2 separate regions of the Homo sapiens genome follow, and region 2 is linked to region 1. A link is a loop called in an ENCODE intact Hi-C map of the cell type or tissue named here. Cell type or tissue: chondrocyte. All regions are shown on one strand. Links, peaks and the distances in the headings refer to the core of each region. The heading gives the core; the rest is flanking DNA. Region 1 holds the start of SCG2 (secretogranin II). Region 2 overlaps LOC124907986 (a long non-coding RNA gene).

Region 1 (8,344 bases), core at 324-8,323:
AGAAGGCAGGCAGGCAGGTGAGGACTGAGCAAGGACAAGTAGCCAAGGCCCTGAGGGGCCGGGGTAGACACTATACCCTCCTTGCTGGCACAGTCAGGTGAACGCTGGAGGACCTCAGCTGAAGCGTGCTGCATCTGGACTCCACCGTGAGAGTCTGATCTTCCATGGGAGGGAAGGGCAGGCAGGGAGGCAGTTAGAGACAGGGAAGAAGCAGACAAGAGAAAAAGGAGAAACAAGACACATTGGCCTTCTGGATCTCAATTGCTTCCATATAAATTGAAACAAAATGAGAAGTGTAATGGAGTGTAAGAGCGAGAAGTTTCAAATGAAAAGATTACTAAGGTAGAGGATTGCTTGTATGAATGATAGAAATCAAAATCTTGTCTAGATAAAATATGAAATTGAATAACAAAGAATAAAATGACCAAGATTTAAGAAAATCCGGTCATAAAAACAAACTCATCTGTTCTAATTACTTAACGTTAAATTGTGAATGATTAACTTGAAATTAACAGCACCCTGGTGAGGATGCAAGCTAATTTTCTAAAAATCCATTTTCATACATAGTACATAATTATTCTGAAAACGTTCACAATATAGAGATTCGTTTCTTGGCGGTGATGATAGTTGGCAATTTAGATCTAACAAGAAAATTAAAATTTTGTAAGGCATGCTTAAATAATTCCTTGAAACAGGTTCAGTGATACAAAGATTTATAGGTTATTTTAATGTTTTATACATGCTCTAAAATATTTTATGTCAACAAACTATTGATATATATATATGTGTGTGTACATATACGTGTGTGTATATATATATATATATATATATCATTTTAAATTCTTCTCCAAATACATTTCTATTTGAGAAATAGCTCCCTTTAGAACAAATAACTACTGGCAAAAAATTAGTGACTTTTGGAAATATGTTAAATATAACACATTGAAAAATCTATAAAAACAAAAAAAATTGATGTTGGCAATGTTATGGAGAAAAAGGAATGCTTATACACTGTTGGTGGGAGTGTAAATTAGTTCAGCCATTGTGGAAGACAGTGTGGTGATTCCTCAAAGATGTAAACTACCATTCAACCCAGCAATTCCATTATTGGTTATATACCCAAAGGAATACAAATTGTTCTATTATAAAGACACATGCATGTGTATGTTCATTGCAGCACTATTCACAATAGCAAAGATGTGGAATCAACCTAAATGCCCATCAATTACAGACTGGATAAAGAAAATGTGGCACATATACATCATAGAATACTATGCAGCCAAAAAAAGAATGAGATCATGTCCTTTGCAGGGACATGGATAGAGGCGGAGGCCATTATCTTTAAAAAACTAATGCAGGAAGAGAAAACAAAATACCATATGTTCTCACTTGTAAGTGGGAGCTAAATGATGAGAATACATGAACACAAAGAGGGGAACGACACAGCCTATCAGAGTGTGGATGGTGGGAGGAGGGAGAGGATCAGGAAAAATAACTAATGGGTAGTAGGCTTAATACCTGGGTGATGAAATAATCTGTACAACAAACTTCCATGACAGAAGTTTACCTATGTAACAAACCTGCACATGTACCCCTGAACTTGAAAGTTAAAAAATATGTTTGGGGAGTTTGATTTTGAAAAAACAGGCTGGTGAATAGAATTTTCCTAATTCAGCAACTGTTCTCTTATTTGGAAGATGTATGCCCCATAGCATCAAGGCTGTGATCTAATGTTTATTCTTGCTTTCCATTGGTGCTGCCCCAAATAGAAGTCCCGGCCTATGCCTTTGCTTTTCTTAGACCAGGAAAAGCAACTGGACAACTGGGGGTTTTTGTCAAAGAAACTAAATTCTGGACTTGGGTCTTTAATGATTAAATCCATCCCATATTTATTTCTGTATTTCCATCTCTAGCAGTGTCTGAATCATAGTTTTTATTGTAGAAATATCATAGAATGGACTTAAATACAAATTCTAGCTCTACCAATTATAAGTCAAAATAGTGGGCAACTTACTTATTTCTGAGCTTTAGTTTCTTCATCTGTAAAATGGAGATAAAAATACCTACTTGTTATAGTTGTCCGGAGGATTAAATTAGGTTCCAAGTACAGTGCTTGGATCATAACAGAACTCAGTAAGTGAGAGGTATTTATCATAGTCTCATAAGATAGGCAGAAATTCAATAGCCCACAATGGCTTATTGTTCTACCCACATCTTGAGCCTAGTGGAGCCAATCCATCCCAGCAACAGCCTCCTGGCATCTCACATCTACTTGGAGATTTTGAATGAGGTTTTGCATGTCTTTTGGATGATTGAAGATATTTCCAGGCAAGATGTTGACTCTGGGGCTTTAGAAGAACCGTAGCTTCTGGTTCTTGCCAAAAAGTTTAGTTCCACATAAATGAATTAGCCTAGTCAGGATGACTTTCTGGAGGGCTTTTGAGACCTATGCTGAACAAACTCAACATTTTAAGAATAATTGCAGAGTTTTCTAAAGCTGCGTTGATACTGGTTAGTTGAACTGGTCACACAGAACTGCTGGACAGAAAATTAGGTCAAACTTGGAGCAGCTAGCCAGGGCTTTGTTAAGATTTAAGGCAATCTTAGCTAAGGATGTCAGTGAATGAGCTGGTGTCATTGAGATGATGCTTGAGAAATGGGTCATATTTAGGTCTCTTCAACCCAGCATTTGATCATGCCCTAAAAAACCACTATGAGGCAAAATTTGTTGGATGAATTGGACATATAACCCCAGTCTGAGTGTATATGAATTCATATCAATCCACAAATGATGATCTCCTAGTCGTTTAGGAAAACCAAATAGGGAGAATCGAGGCACATTTTTCCAAGATTTTTTCTGTAAGACTTTAAGCCATTTCCTATTTTTTCGAGGAATTCAAAAGTACTAACATAGTTAGAAATCCTTGTAAGAAAACCTGATAGTGAGAAATCTCAGCTTAGGCCTTTTATTCCAGGACATTGTTTCCCCCTGAATTTCTAGGTTGAACCCATTGGCTATCCAAATGGTCCAAACACTGCTAGCTAACCTCTCTATTGATGCTTTCCAATTTATATGAAAATTATGTGTTTATTTGCATGTCATCCCCATTAGCTGAAAGGCTCATCAAAGGCAAAAAAATCACTTATTTTTGTATTAGTTAACAATTGTGCATTTAGCAATGTATCTGGCACCTAGTAGGTATTACAATTTATTGAGTCAGTGGCTGATTGTTCATTTAGCAGAAACACATGGGATCTCTTATATGGCAAGATTCTGTTGCATTCTTAAAGTATATGTCAACATATACAGTTTTTAGAAACTCATATCTTTAATAAAATAAAGTTTAAAATTTATATCCATATAAATTATTGAAATATATAATCAGGTTATCTGGTAAGGCAGAGGAATGATTATGAATTATAAATCTGAGAGGTTGAAAGTTAATTGCTGTATTATTCCCTGGATTGTTCACATTCATGGAAGGTATTCAACTCATCTGATTCAACAGGAGAAGGGAAATATTTATAGTACAACTTCCTTTCGATTGCAAATGAATTCTAGTTACGTATGTGTCACATTTTTCCCAAACAGTGAAAAGACTTTTTTTTTAAGTAGATGAAAGTATTTTCATCAGCACTCAACTTCTGAGCTTCCCTTTCTGAGATCAGATATTGTGAAAGACAGTAACAGAGATATAAAGAATTATTAGCTACTAAGCTTGAAGTCTGATAAATACCCATTTAAAAAACTATATAAGCTATTAAAGTTGGCTCTCATATAAAAGAGAGAGAACTCTCTGTTTTATTCAAATAAATATGATTTTAAAAGAATGATGGCTGTGGTCATGATAAGAAATATGGCCTTTCATATTTATAATGTGTCCTCCATTCATCTTGGTTATAACAGGAAATGGTAATGTAATTTCTTTGTGGGCAAAGATGAAAAAATAATCCTTGTCTGTAAAACTTTCTTACAACGACGACAACAATTACAACAGTGACACCAAGAAACTATTATAACAAGTTGCTAGAACATAGATGAGATTGTCTTGCAATTAGCCATGTCTGTCTGACACACATTTCTTTCTTTGTAAGAGAAATCGTGCAGAGCAGTTTATTCCGTCTCAAAGATTTTGATAAAAGAAAAAGGAAAACTGCAATTTTTGCCACAAAAAGACAGGTGGCGTAAGCATGCAACTTTTTTTTCTTTTCTTTTCTTTCTTTCTTTTTTTTTTTTTTTAAATATAAAGTGATTATTTTCTCTTGGTTCTTTGAAAAACCTCGCTTGTGCTGGGGTTTGTGGCTGAACCCGGTGACGTCAGTGTGGCAGTGCGGAGTCAGGCGCAGCGGCTCCCTATAAGCAGAGGAGCTGTCCGTGTGCTGAAACGGCCCGAGAAGCTCGCCCGGAGAACGGGGAGGAATATGCTGTGGAGCTCCTCTGCCATATAAACAAAAAGAGGTAAGGCTGCTTTTCTCTTTGATTTATTGGAAAGTTCCAAATTGCATGCTCTTCTTTTAATTCCTAGCTGAGAAGAAAAAGACTGTTTGGCAAGCTTATGTCGATAGGATAACTGAATAGCAACCTGCTGCTCATCAGCCAATGTAAGGACACTACATATGTGTATATACATGATCGGGTCTATGCTTTATACTACTTGATGTTGGATATTTACTAACCAGAATGTTACTTAGATAATCATATAAAAAAGAGTGAAAAAGTTAAGGATTTTAGTGTCAATACACAGATTAATGTAAAGTTAACCAAGCCCAATATCTTGTTTCTTTCCAAAATTTATTATTTCTGCCACTAAGAGCCAGATACGAAGCCAGGGGTATAATTTATATGTTTAATATTCTTAACAGTAGGTTTCCAATGATACAAAGGCTGTCAAGCATGTTAGTCATAAAGGCAACCCATTTTGGAACTAGGTTTTTTTTCTTTGATATTTATCTTACAAGAGCTCTGAATTAACTAACCACATAAAATTCTTTTCTGAACTTGTATATTTGAAAGAGCTTACATTATTATCTCCTAATTTTAGTTCTAAGATGTTAACTTAGGATTTTCCTGAACACTGGATTCTTCCTTTTTCCAGGGCAAAATATTATCTTGGGTTGTAATTTGGCTGTGACCATGAATTACAGAGAAATGATCATTTTGAATACATGATGAAAATACTCATAACTTTGTAAATTGTTATTGTTATTGCTATAATTTGATTTAAAGAGGATGTTCAATATGTTGCTAAAGATTTTGTCTGGGACAAGTATTTCATTTTTTCTGTATCCCAACTAGTTGAATTGCTTAAATTACATATAGTCACCTGCATGTGTCAATGCTCTAGCCTGAATTCAACAGAAAAGACATTTTAACTTGAGAGATTTTAATGATAGCTATCAGGGGAAAAATAATGTTCTAATTATTTGGATTTCAGAAAATTCAATTTTAAATCAAACCCCATATAGAATAGTAGAGCTGTTGAAACATCTTTACTACTTGAAAGAGCTGCTACCTGGGAAAAGAATCCTTTGGGTCTCACTCAAAGGCAATAACTATGTCATTCAAACTGAAGCTGAATAGTTAAGCAAAGGGTAGCACTTCTTAGGCTGTGGTTTAAACAACTGCAATGAGTAGTCTGCTTCAACTTTACAGCAAAGTGCAGTTCCAAGATAATGATTTTAAAGATGAGCATATAATCCACATGTTAAGACTATTTCAGTATTGTGGCTTCAAAAAAAATAAGTTCAGTAAGGTTTTTAAGATTATTATTTCAAATGCCAATGTTGAAAGTTGATTACCAAAGCTACATTAATCCTGAAATAATATAAACAAGAGTGCATAATGTATTTTTATTTGAACCTCATTATTTTATGAATAAAATTACTTATAGTAAACATGTATTTATAATAAATATTTTGGAAGTATCCTCTCAAATGCCTTTCAAGATGTTTCTTTCAATAAATTAAGTACTCTGGTAAACGTGAATCATTTAAATAGGTATATACGTATGCTAAAATGTTTTCATAACTAAGCCATTATTGGGCTCTAAAAAACTGGAAACAAAATCATCAATATGATCTTGTGAACAATGGTATTTTCTACAATTGATGTCTAAGCTAACAGAAAATTGTATACATATAACTTAGCTTATCTATCACAAAACCATGATCTGGTAAAGATATGAACAAACTTGTAAACTCCTCTTACATTCATTTTGTTTACAACAAAATAGCCAATATTAAAATAGTTTTTTCAATGTTAGCAATATTAAATGTAAAACACATAAAAACTAATCCTCTTCCTAATTCCTATGTAAGATTTTAAGGCATCGGAGGAAATAATGAATGGAGATTTTTAAGTAGGAAGAATTCAGCACATCATCTGTGTTTATTTGAATTGGGATTTACATAGTGGTTATTTTAAGATTTTTCTAAACAGTATGAGTGATTTAAGATTTCACAGGTCCATACCAAAATAGACACAGACAGAAGACAAACTGAATCTGAACACTCACAAGTTCAGAAATAGACTAGCTAAAAAAACTTATGTTCTCTCTGTAGCATCTGTTATTATTTACTATACACTCTGAAGGGCTGATGAAAAGTATAACCACAATTGCATTTTGCAAGACAGTCATAATATAAATTATTAGAAGAAATATGAAGCAAAGAGATTTTAAAACACTTTATTGGTTTAGCACGTTCACACAAAAAGAAACTTCATTGGTTTAGTCTACTGGCTGGAATCTGAGAAGACCCGTGTTCTGGAGGTTATTTATGGATCATTGGATTCGGTATCAGATTGAGAACAAGTTATTTCTGAAAAATATATCTGGATAGGACTCCCCAGAAGGTAATTCGGTATGATTGACATATAAAAGTATTACTTTGTCATATATGGTCATGTAACTGCAGCTGTGTTTCAGCAACAAAATTAGATGGACATTTCAGGAAATAAACCACATGTTTTTTGACACAACTTTAAGGACATAATTTGTGGGCGCGTATGTGTAAATGCATGTTTTAAATTAAGCCAACACATTATTTTGCCAATAGACTTCAATATATAAAATAATTAAAACATCTTGGGAAGTATTTGCTGCTTTATTATAGAGAAACAACATGTACTAAACATCAAACTACAAGTTCTGTAAATGAAAAAATAAAATTTAAGAAATCTCATATCAGTGTTTTTGCTGTTGTTTTAACTAAGAGAATGCTATGCAAGTTTTTGGTGAATGAGTAATAATTTTGCTAAAGATTCCTGTGGTTTGCTTGTGGGAATCATGTGGAAAATATTCATGAATTTTTAAAAAGAGTTATCCTAAGCTTAATGTGAAATAATATCTACTATGTTTTTTCCTCACCTCAATGATCAATTATTTCTTTTGCTATAGTGTCTTCTAGTTTGTTTCATTTGTGTAACTCATATTTTTTATGTTTTAAGGAAATCTTTCAAACATGGCTGAAGCAAAGACCCACTGGCTTGGAGCAGCCCTGTCTCTTATCCCTTTAATTTTCCTCATCTCTGGGGCTGAAGCAGCTTCATTTCAGAGAAACCAGCTGCTTCAGAAAGAACCAGACCTCAGGTTGGAAAATGTCCAAAAGTTTCCCAGTCCTGAAATGATCAGGGCTTTGGAGTACATAGAAAACCTCCGACAACAAGCTCATAAGGAAGAAAGCAGCCCAGATTATAATCCCTACCAAGGTGTCTCTGTCCCCCTTCAGCAAAAAGAAAATGGCGATGAAAGCCACTTGCCCGAGAGGGATTCACTGAGTGAAGAAGACTGGATGAGAATAATACTCGAAGCTTTGAGACAGGCTGAAAATGAGCCTCAGTCTGCACCAAAAGAAAATAAGCCCTATGCCTTGAATTCAGAAAAGAACTTTCCAATGGACATGAGTGATGATTATGAGACACAGCAGTGGCCAGAAAGAAAGCTTAAGCACATGCAATTCCCTCCTATGTATGAAGAGAATTCCAGGGATAACCCCTTTAAACGCACAAATGAAATAGTGGAGGAACAATATACTCCTCAAAGCCTTGCTACATTGGAATCTGTCTTCCAAGAGCTGGGGAAACTGACAGGACCAAACAACCAGAAACGTGAGAGGATGGATGAGGAGCAAAAACTTTATACGGATGATGAAGATGATATCTACAAGGCTAATAACATTGCCTATGAAGATGTGGTCGGGGGAGAAGACTGGAACCCAGTAGAGGAGAAAATAGAGAGTCAAACCCAGGAAGAGGTGAGAGACAGCAAAGAGAATATAGAAAAAAATGAACAAATCAACGATGAGATGAAACGCTCAGGGCAGCTTGGCATCCAGGAAGAAGATC
Region 2 (8,344 bases), core at 12-8,011, 500 kb after region 1:
CATAAATAAAAGATGAATGCTAAAATAAGTATAATGAAAACAAATCAATATTTTTTAATCCTAGCAAGACAGCGTTGCTACCAGAAGACTCTGAGACCTGCTATCTTTTTTTATTTAAAGGAAAGACTATATTACAGAGGTATTAAAATCTAGTGCAGCAGAAGGAATGACACTATCAAAGAATGTGAAACAACTAAAAAGGAAATAATCTGTGCAAGTAAATGTTAACACTGTATCTGTGGACCACCCGAAACCACCTGTTGACCGTCTACCTAACAGTCTGAAGAAGGCATTACTGGTTAGAGGGTGTCTTTTCTCTAAGTGGCAACTCCAGAACAAGATGTCTTCCAACTTGTGACTCCACCAGACTCCTCTGTATCTAACTGGAGGAGAAATCATGAAGAAGGCACACACGCTTCTCAAAAATATGACTTAGAATCCACACACATCACATCTGCTCATGTTCCCTTGGTGAGAATTAATCATGTGGTCACTGCTGGATAAAAGGGGAGCCAAGGAATGTGGTCCCTGGCTGGACTGCCATTTCCTAAGAAAGCCCTAATCCATGGAAGGAGAAGCAGGAATTGTACTAGGCAGCTCTCTTGGCCACAACCCAGGCTAACCCAGGGATTCTGGAAAGATAAGTCATTATCTACACCTGAGATGACTCTTGCATTCTGAAAAAGCGAATCTGAGAAAATAGTTGTATTCCATGGGAGACTACTTAAAACTAAATGAAAAAAATAACCACTTAAACCAAGCATGTAATTATAGATTCTTAGATTTGAAAGAGATTATCTATCACACAGAAATATTCCACCTAGAACAAATGCTCAAAGAGGTGGCACCGTGTCACGTCCCTTCTGAGATGCAGTTAGATTGACCTCCGCGGGTTTCATCATCATGTTGGTCTGTCCCTCTCTCCCTCACCACCCGCAGCAAAACCAATTTGTGGTTCCACTGAAGCAGAGAAAAATCAAGAACCACAGGCTGCCTCACTTAGTGGTAAACCGTAAAAGGCCTCAGAAACCATTGCTTCTAAATCAATATAAAAGCATTTCTACACTTCCATTACCCTCAGGAAATTGAACTTGGTGGAGAGCTCTTCCATTTAATGAAATTTACCCCTTTTACAACCAAAACTTGTTTTTTGTAAATTAAGACACTTGGAACACTTTCTAGAATGTGTTATGTACTTCCATACCTTTTAAAACAGCAAACAGTGGACCAGCATGCAGTCTTTTCCTGATGATACAGGGCTTACCAACAACAGTCACATGATACAGGTTCTTTTTGGCCTCAAGCTGAATGACTTGGACTGTTATAGATTTGGAATCCTTGTGGCTTCTCTGATTCTGCCCATGTTAGACTGCCTCATTGCTCCTCACTTCTGGGTCCTGCTTGGTGTGGCTACTTCTTGCCTTATAACACTCCCTATCTGCTGCGGGTTTGAAAACCAAATAGCAAAACTACTGAGGGCATTTGACTCTTACTTTACACACAACTCTAAATAAAAGACGTGCTTCTGAGTCCATCTCAGAATCTTCAGCATATATTATGTGACACTTTGTTTCTTCAGAGTTCCCTTGTACTCAGTTCCCAGTTTTCTTTGCTCCACGTAGGTGAAGCTGTTGGACAACTGAGTTCCAAATGAATTATGTGGTTAGTTACAATACTCTCATCATCTATTAGTTAGGATTTGCATTTGCAGGTGACCCAAGACCAAATCAAACTGGCTTAAGCTCATAGAGTTGAGAAATCCATCACTTCGGGCACAGCCAGGTCCAGGTATTCAAGCAATATTGTCAAAGTGTCATTTCTCAACATCGTGGGCTCTACCATGTTGCCTTTGGTCTAGGCAAAGGTGGTCACTAGCATCGACGGCCTTTTATTCTACCAGCTTAGCAATTACAACAAAAACTGAGTATCTTTTCTTCTGTAGTCAAGCAAAAATCTCGGCACTGATCTTTATTAGCCTAAGTTGGATCACATAACATGAACCAATTACAGTGACGAAATGGGGTTAAAGTTTATGGAAGGTGATTGTTTTGGATTAGTCTTCTTCACTAGGCCCCAGCAGACCAGACGAAACCAGAATGGAGTCACTTGTGCTAACTGCCACGTAAGAAAAACGAACTTTGAAATGGGCTGGTTTTCAACTAAAAAAAAAAACAATTGGAGATTCTAGTCAACCTGAGTCAGTGTAATAAGGAAGTTCGCTCTGCTTTAACCCTACAAGGGAAGTAACTTTGAAACAACCAGTCCTCTTTTTGATACCTGTTTCTGCTTTTCTTCACCCCTTTTCTGTCTGTAAAGCCAACCTCCTCTGCTCAGCTCATCAGAACACTAATTCTATTTTATAAGATGATGTGTTGCCCCCAGTGCTAGAATCACAAATAAAAACCAATTAAGATTTTTAAAGTAAACATGTTGTAATTTTGCCTTTTGACAATGGCCAAGCTTTGACCATGCACTCAACCTTGGAGTTCAAGCCAACCAAAACTACACAGATTGAGAAAAGGTAAAGCTAAGGTTAATTCCTTAAGATGAAATCAAAGTGCCATTAGCAGAGAAAGAGAGACTGATGCTGTGCAGGAAAAAACAACAGATGTCAACTGAAGTTCATCTTAATCTATCTTTGTGGAGGTTTAAATACAAGGCAATTTTTGAATAATCATTCTGCTGTAGAGTCATTCCTGTTAGTAACACTTCTAAAATTTTTCATATGCAGGAAGATAAACTTGGCACGAAAACCATCCGATACACCTCTAACATTAGGCCTTTTTAAGTAGAACATATTTCTGTTTCCTGATTGCAACATGTTTCTATCATCACCCTCAAAATAATTTTCACACTTTTTCTCTCACTTGAAATAAAAATTTCAGTGTGAAATTTCTCTCCCGTCTTCAATGTCATTATGTTAGCAGTTTCTCAGTCTTTGTAAGTCTTTCTGGAACACCATTTTCTCCTCAAACAGGAAGTATGAGAGCCAAAAATAATCTTTCCTTTTAGCCTAGTAGCTCTCCAGTAACTGTTGTTGGAAGCTTTAATAAAAGACAGTATTAGCAGCCAGGTCACTCTAAACTGGTACCACACAGAAGGCACCTTTTAATGTTTTTTTAATGTCAATCTCTCAGACAGATGTCCTTCAGCCTGTGCGGAAACTGTATTTCCACAGGGAGTAGGCGTGGCTCTGCCACTGGCATCAAACAGGGTGCTGCAGGATGTAGCTGACAGGCTCACATGGTGAGAATCAGCCAGGCACCGCCATGCACATGGTGTCCACCACCTTCCTAAATCCTGCAGTGCAGTAGGGGCCAGGGAATGTATCTGTTCTCTATTCAAAGGCCACAAAGCCAAGAACTCCTAAAGTTCTTGCATCAGAATCACCAGTCTCTAACTCAGCTGGGCATTCTGTCTTGACCATACCTGGCAAGGAATCGCAGCATCTTTTGGAAATTCATCTCCCTGTGGTTCACAGTAAGGAGACTGGGGTTTGAAACTTGATCCTGCCACTTACCAGCAGAGGGTGTCATTCCCACTCACCTCCACAGGATCCTACACTCCTTATTGACCACAGCCTCTGCTTTCTTTTAGGGCTCTTCCCCTCCCCCACCAAGCATATGGTCTGGGCAGGGCTCTCCCCAAGCCTAAGCCAATCAGCACACCTGCATCGAACCGGCCACAGGGACTGTTTCTGGGAGAGATCCTGGTATAAAGCAGTCAGGTCTGAGCAAGTCAGAATATTTTGCAAGAGCTACTCGAAAAAGCATGCTATTTCCTGCTGGATTTGAATCTGTAGCTGATGCTGGAGACCAACTTGTCACAGTTTGACTGGGACTTTGTTGGCTTTAAAACTGAAAGTCCCATGTCTGGGGAACCCCCTAACTCCTGGGCAAACTAGAGCAGTTGGTCAGCCCCAGGTGATGTGAGGGCTGGAGTTGCTGCAGCCACATGGTTAGCACTGGAAATCTGACAATGAAACCAGCACAAAGGAAACAGAGCTGATAGGTGGAGAGAAGAAGCCAGTTCCTGGTCACATCTTCAAACTCCTTGTTCTCTTTTTTGCTTAACCCAGGTTAAGCTGGATTTCCTGACACTTGTAACAAAATGTGTGCTCACCAGTAGATCAGTTGTGTGATATTGCACAAGTCTCTTAATCTCGCTGAGCCTCAGTTACTGCCTCTGTAAAACTGGAATAATACTTTCTGAAGATTAAATGAGAACAGTATCAAGTCTCTGCTTCAAGGCCCAGCATGAAGAAACTGCCCAGTAAGTTCTGTTTCCTTCCACTTTATAAGCTAGAGCACTGATAAACTCTAGACAGTGAGGGCTGGAAAGGAAATAGAGATGCACTTGCTCTGATTGCTCATTATATAGATAAGGGAAACTGAGGCACTGTTGAAAAGTGACTTAACTGAAGCTTTTCAGCAAGTGACAAGGTCAGAACTAGAAACAGGCCCGCTGAGTTTGGACTAGTGCTCTTTCTACCACATCATGAACCGAAATCTGGTTTCCTCTTCTGGGAATACCAGTCTGTTGATGCACAGAGGATGAATCTTTCACAAGCCAAGGAGATGCCACTCAAATGTGATGATAGTGGCACATCTGGGGCAGAGCCAGCAGCTTGACCAGAGCAACAAGAGCTCGCCTGCCCGATCTGTGTCACTGGCATCGGTCCAGTGTCCTCATGGTATTCCACCAATACCAACATGGTGTTGGTATCAATAACCAATTTGTCATTGCAAGATTCAGAAGCTAACTTTAGACTTTGCTTTCTTCTCAGGCAAGTAAAATTCATTGGCAAAATGAGGCTCCCAGCTGTATTTATAAATGTCTTTCCCAAAGCAAATGAGACTAGGGGGAGGAAAAAGAAATAAAGAGGAGAGAATGTGAAAATCCTACACCAAGCTGGATTGGGAGTGGGGGTGGGGAAGTCACCTGAGGCAGATGCTCCAGTGCTTAGCTGGTCTGCTATCTCCTTCCCAGTTAGGAAGCATAGCCAGGAGCTTACCAGGGCATGGGGAGGTGGAGCCACCTCTCTGCTCTACTGGTGATTTATTTGCTATGTCCACAGCCTCCTCTGTTACAAACTGGACTGGTTTTACTCTAAGCTGACTTGAGATCATAAAAGGAATATTCTCCTTGACTGCCACATGTTTGGGAGGGAGACTGGGACTGAGTGGCCAAATGATTCCCCCAGAACTACTGGGCGTGAGGCCAGCTGCTTCAAAAACTCTTGGAGGAATGTACAGTACTGAAATGAAAAAAAATGTTCCTCTCTGTAGACTAGTGCTGTGGTCACTGTGTGTCCAGAGCCAGAGCGGGTGCTTATGCCGGTGATGCACCTAAATGTGCCTAGAAGGCTCTCGAGGGCATTTCACAAGACGATGTGTCTGGAACATTACACATGTAGATAAATGTAAGTTTCGTGTGTTTAAGCTTTCATTTCACCACATTTCTCAACCCTACAAGATCTGAACCAATTGAGAGGTAGAAAGAAGAATAAGATCATAGTCCAAGTTTTGGCTTTATCATTGATAAAGCAGGATTTGATGTCATAGCTTAAGCCCAAAGGCAAAAGAAAGTCCCTTCTCCTCATCCTCCACCTAGCTAAGCCTCCTGACCCAGGGAGGGGCGGGACAGCTGGGGACTTGGCTGCCCTTGCTCTCACCCTGTAAGGCACAGATCTGCCTTGGTGAACTTTCTGTAAGGAGAAGGGATAAGAGGAGGCAAGTGGGCAGGTGGCTCTGAAGGAAAGAATCCAAAGGTCTGAGCATGATGGATGGCATGATCGCCTTTTCCCATCCCAGCAGCCAGATAAACCATGCCTTATCCCAGGGAAGGAAGAAGAGAGTCACGGGAGAAGTGCACAAGGAGTTTGCCCACTGCTTTGTCAAGCTCTTGAATGGCATTGTCCTTGGAGTTCAAAAAGCTGAACCACCTTACAGGTAAAACTGCCTCCTCATCAGTGTCCTAGTTTCTTCTGAAGATAAGCTCCCTAAAAAGGGCTCTCTAATGAAACCCCCTTATTCCAAAGTCCAAATGAAAGCAAAGGGTTTTACAGCAAACCTCTCATACCATTTCATATGCCTCTGCCACATTCTTTAATTTTTGTGAGTTCAAAATAAACAAACAAAAAACTTAATTTGAAAAACTTAAAGATTAGCAGCCTTGTTTCAAACTACCCAATGGCCAGCCCAACCCAGACACCAAGAATCACAGGAGAGGCCGATGAACTCAGTCATTGAGACCCCTGTTGGGCCTAGTTCAGGCACAGACTCAGGGAAACTATGGGGCTTAATTAAGCTTCGGAGCCCCTCACCCACTCATGCAGGGAGGATCTAGCAATGTATTCACATGGTGGTAGATTGTTGTAACATTTGCAGAGGTAAGCTAATTTAACCCCAATGTGTTAATACCATTGATTATTTCCTCTCCACTCCAATGTTTCCTCTGTCACACTTCCCTTCACATTGGATAGCACTGGAGTAGCCAAAGAAATTTTGGGATTTGGCTAAGGAAAAATAGATTTAGTAATACACTGGTTTCGGTTTAGCAATAATATATGCATGTACTTTATAGTCACTTTTGTATGTAGTTGTTATTGTTAACTGCTGTAGAGTAGAAATAACTTTCAGAAGTATTTTTAAGTTCTTTTTAATTGGAATTTTTATTGAGATAATAGTAGTTGTAAGAAATATACAGAGATTCCTTGTGCACTTTTCCAGCTTCCCTAGTGATAACATGTTGCAAAACAATCGCTCAATATCACAACCAGATATTAATTTTGACCAAATTCATTTACATTGAGATTTTCCAGTTTTACTTTGTGTGTGTGTGTGTGTGTGCGTGTGTGTTGAGTGCCATCAATTTTTGTCACCCGTGTAGAGAGGTGTACCTATTACCACAGCCAACTTGCTGCACAATCTAACACCACGCCACCCTCTAGAACAACACCGGATTCCCTCCCCCTAGCTTCCCCTCTCCTTAACCCCAGGCAACCATTAATATGCTCTTCATCTCTAAAATTTTGTCACTTCAAAAATGTTATATAAATGAAACCATACAGTATGTAATCTTTGGGTATTGGCTTTTTTTCAGCATAATTCCCATGACATTCACTCAAGTTGTGCGTATCAATAGTTTATTCTTTTTCATAGCTGAGTAGAGTTCCATGGTGTGGATGTAGCACCGTTTATTTAGTCATAGACCTATTGAGGGGCATCTGAGCTCGTTCCAGCTGCTACAAACATTCACGTGCTGGCTTTTGTGTGAACACATGTTTTCATTTCTCTGGGATAAATATAAAAGGCTGCAATTGTTGGGTTGTACGGTAGCCACATGTTCTGGTTTTTTTCAGAAAAGAAAAAACAACCTGCCAAGCTGTTTTCCAGAGTGTCTGTACCCTTTGGCATTCCCACCAGCAATGTGTGAGTGTGCCAGTTCCTCTGCATCCTCACCATCATTTTTGGTGTTGTCACTATTCTTTATTTCAGCCATTCTTATAGACATATAGCGATATGTCATTGCAGTGTTAATTTGTATTTCCCTAATAGCCAATTATGTTGAATATCTTTCTAAGTGCTTATTTGCCATCTGTCTATTTTCTTCAGTGAGATGTCTATTATGTTTCTTGTTGATTTTTAAATTAAAGTTTTTTACTGTTGAGTTTTGAGAGTTACTTCTATGTTCTTGATGCCAATCCCTTATCAGATGCATGCTTTGCAAGTATATTCTCTGTCTATGTCTTTTCATCCTCTTCACATGGAATTTACAGGGCAAAGGTTTTAATTTTGAGAAGTTGAGAATTTATCAGCTTTTCTTTCTGTAGAACATGCTTTTAGTGCCAAAACCAGGGTGGCTGTACCCTTCGACATTTACAGGGGTAATCTGAATCCCCACCAACCAGCATGATATGAATGTACAAGGCAAGAGGTCATAGGGCAACATGAACATGTCTCAAGCCACCCGCACTGGAGGTAAGTGCGTATCCAGAATAAGGAGTTTTGAAATGTATGGTCTCAGAAGCTAGTCTTTAGAAAATTCTTATAACAATCAGCCGTGCAAAATTGTGAATACAAGATGTAGTTTTCATAAGGTATAGTAAAATTAGTAAATATGATTTAAAATAAAAATAAAAATTGGTGAACCATAAAAGAAGACAGACTGAATTCTCTTTCTATTATTTTTATGGATCATATTATAAAAGTATTACTATGTAAAGAGATCAAAGAAAATATAACCCAAAAAAGTATATACAAAGAAAAGTTTTATGGCCTTATAAAGAGCGATTAAGTAGTAAAAGAGATTGTTATGTGTCTTAGTCTTGGTGATGTTTGGG

The links. A loop is a pair of places that touch in the nucleus more often than their neighbours do. Peaks named below come from ENCODE experiments on the same cell type or tissue, not always from the same donor. Only the 100,000 strongest peaks of a DNase experiment are listed, where the experiment ranks them.
Region 2: it touches region 1 in a loop (5-fold over the local background); 3 of 110 quality-filtered maps call a loop at or near these places.

The regions. Positions count from the first base shown.
Region 1 is chr2:223,598,400-223,606,743 of GRCh38, reverse strand. SCG2 (secretogranin II) reads left to right here and starts at 4,383. Exons shown (of 2, transcript NM_003469.5): 1 at 4,383-4,459; 2 at 7,448-8,344. The coding sequence starts at 7,462. In chondrocyte, for the core only: CTCF peaks have their summits at 3,999 and 4,200; a DNase peak (open chromatin) is centred at 4,362.
Region 2 is chr2:223,097,106-223,105,449 of GRCh38, reverse strand. The region is part of intron 1 of LOC124907986 (a long non-coding RNA gene); the gene reads right to left. LOC105373905 (a long non-coding RNA gene) reads left to right here. Exons shown (of 3, transcript XR_923950.4): 3 at 65-146. Among named protein-coding and RNA genes, the nearest start is that of KCNE4, 49 kb to the right of the region's middle. In chondrocyte, for the core only: CTCF peaks have their summits at 3,317, 3,518 (motif pointing right) and 5,028; a DNase peak (open chromatin) is centred at 5,260.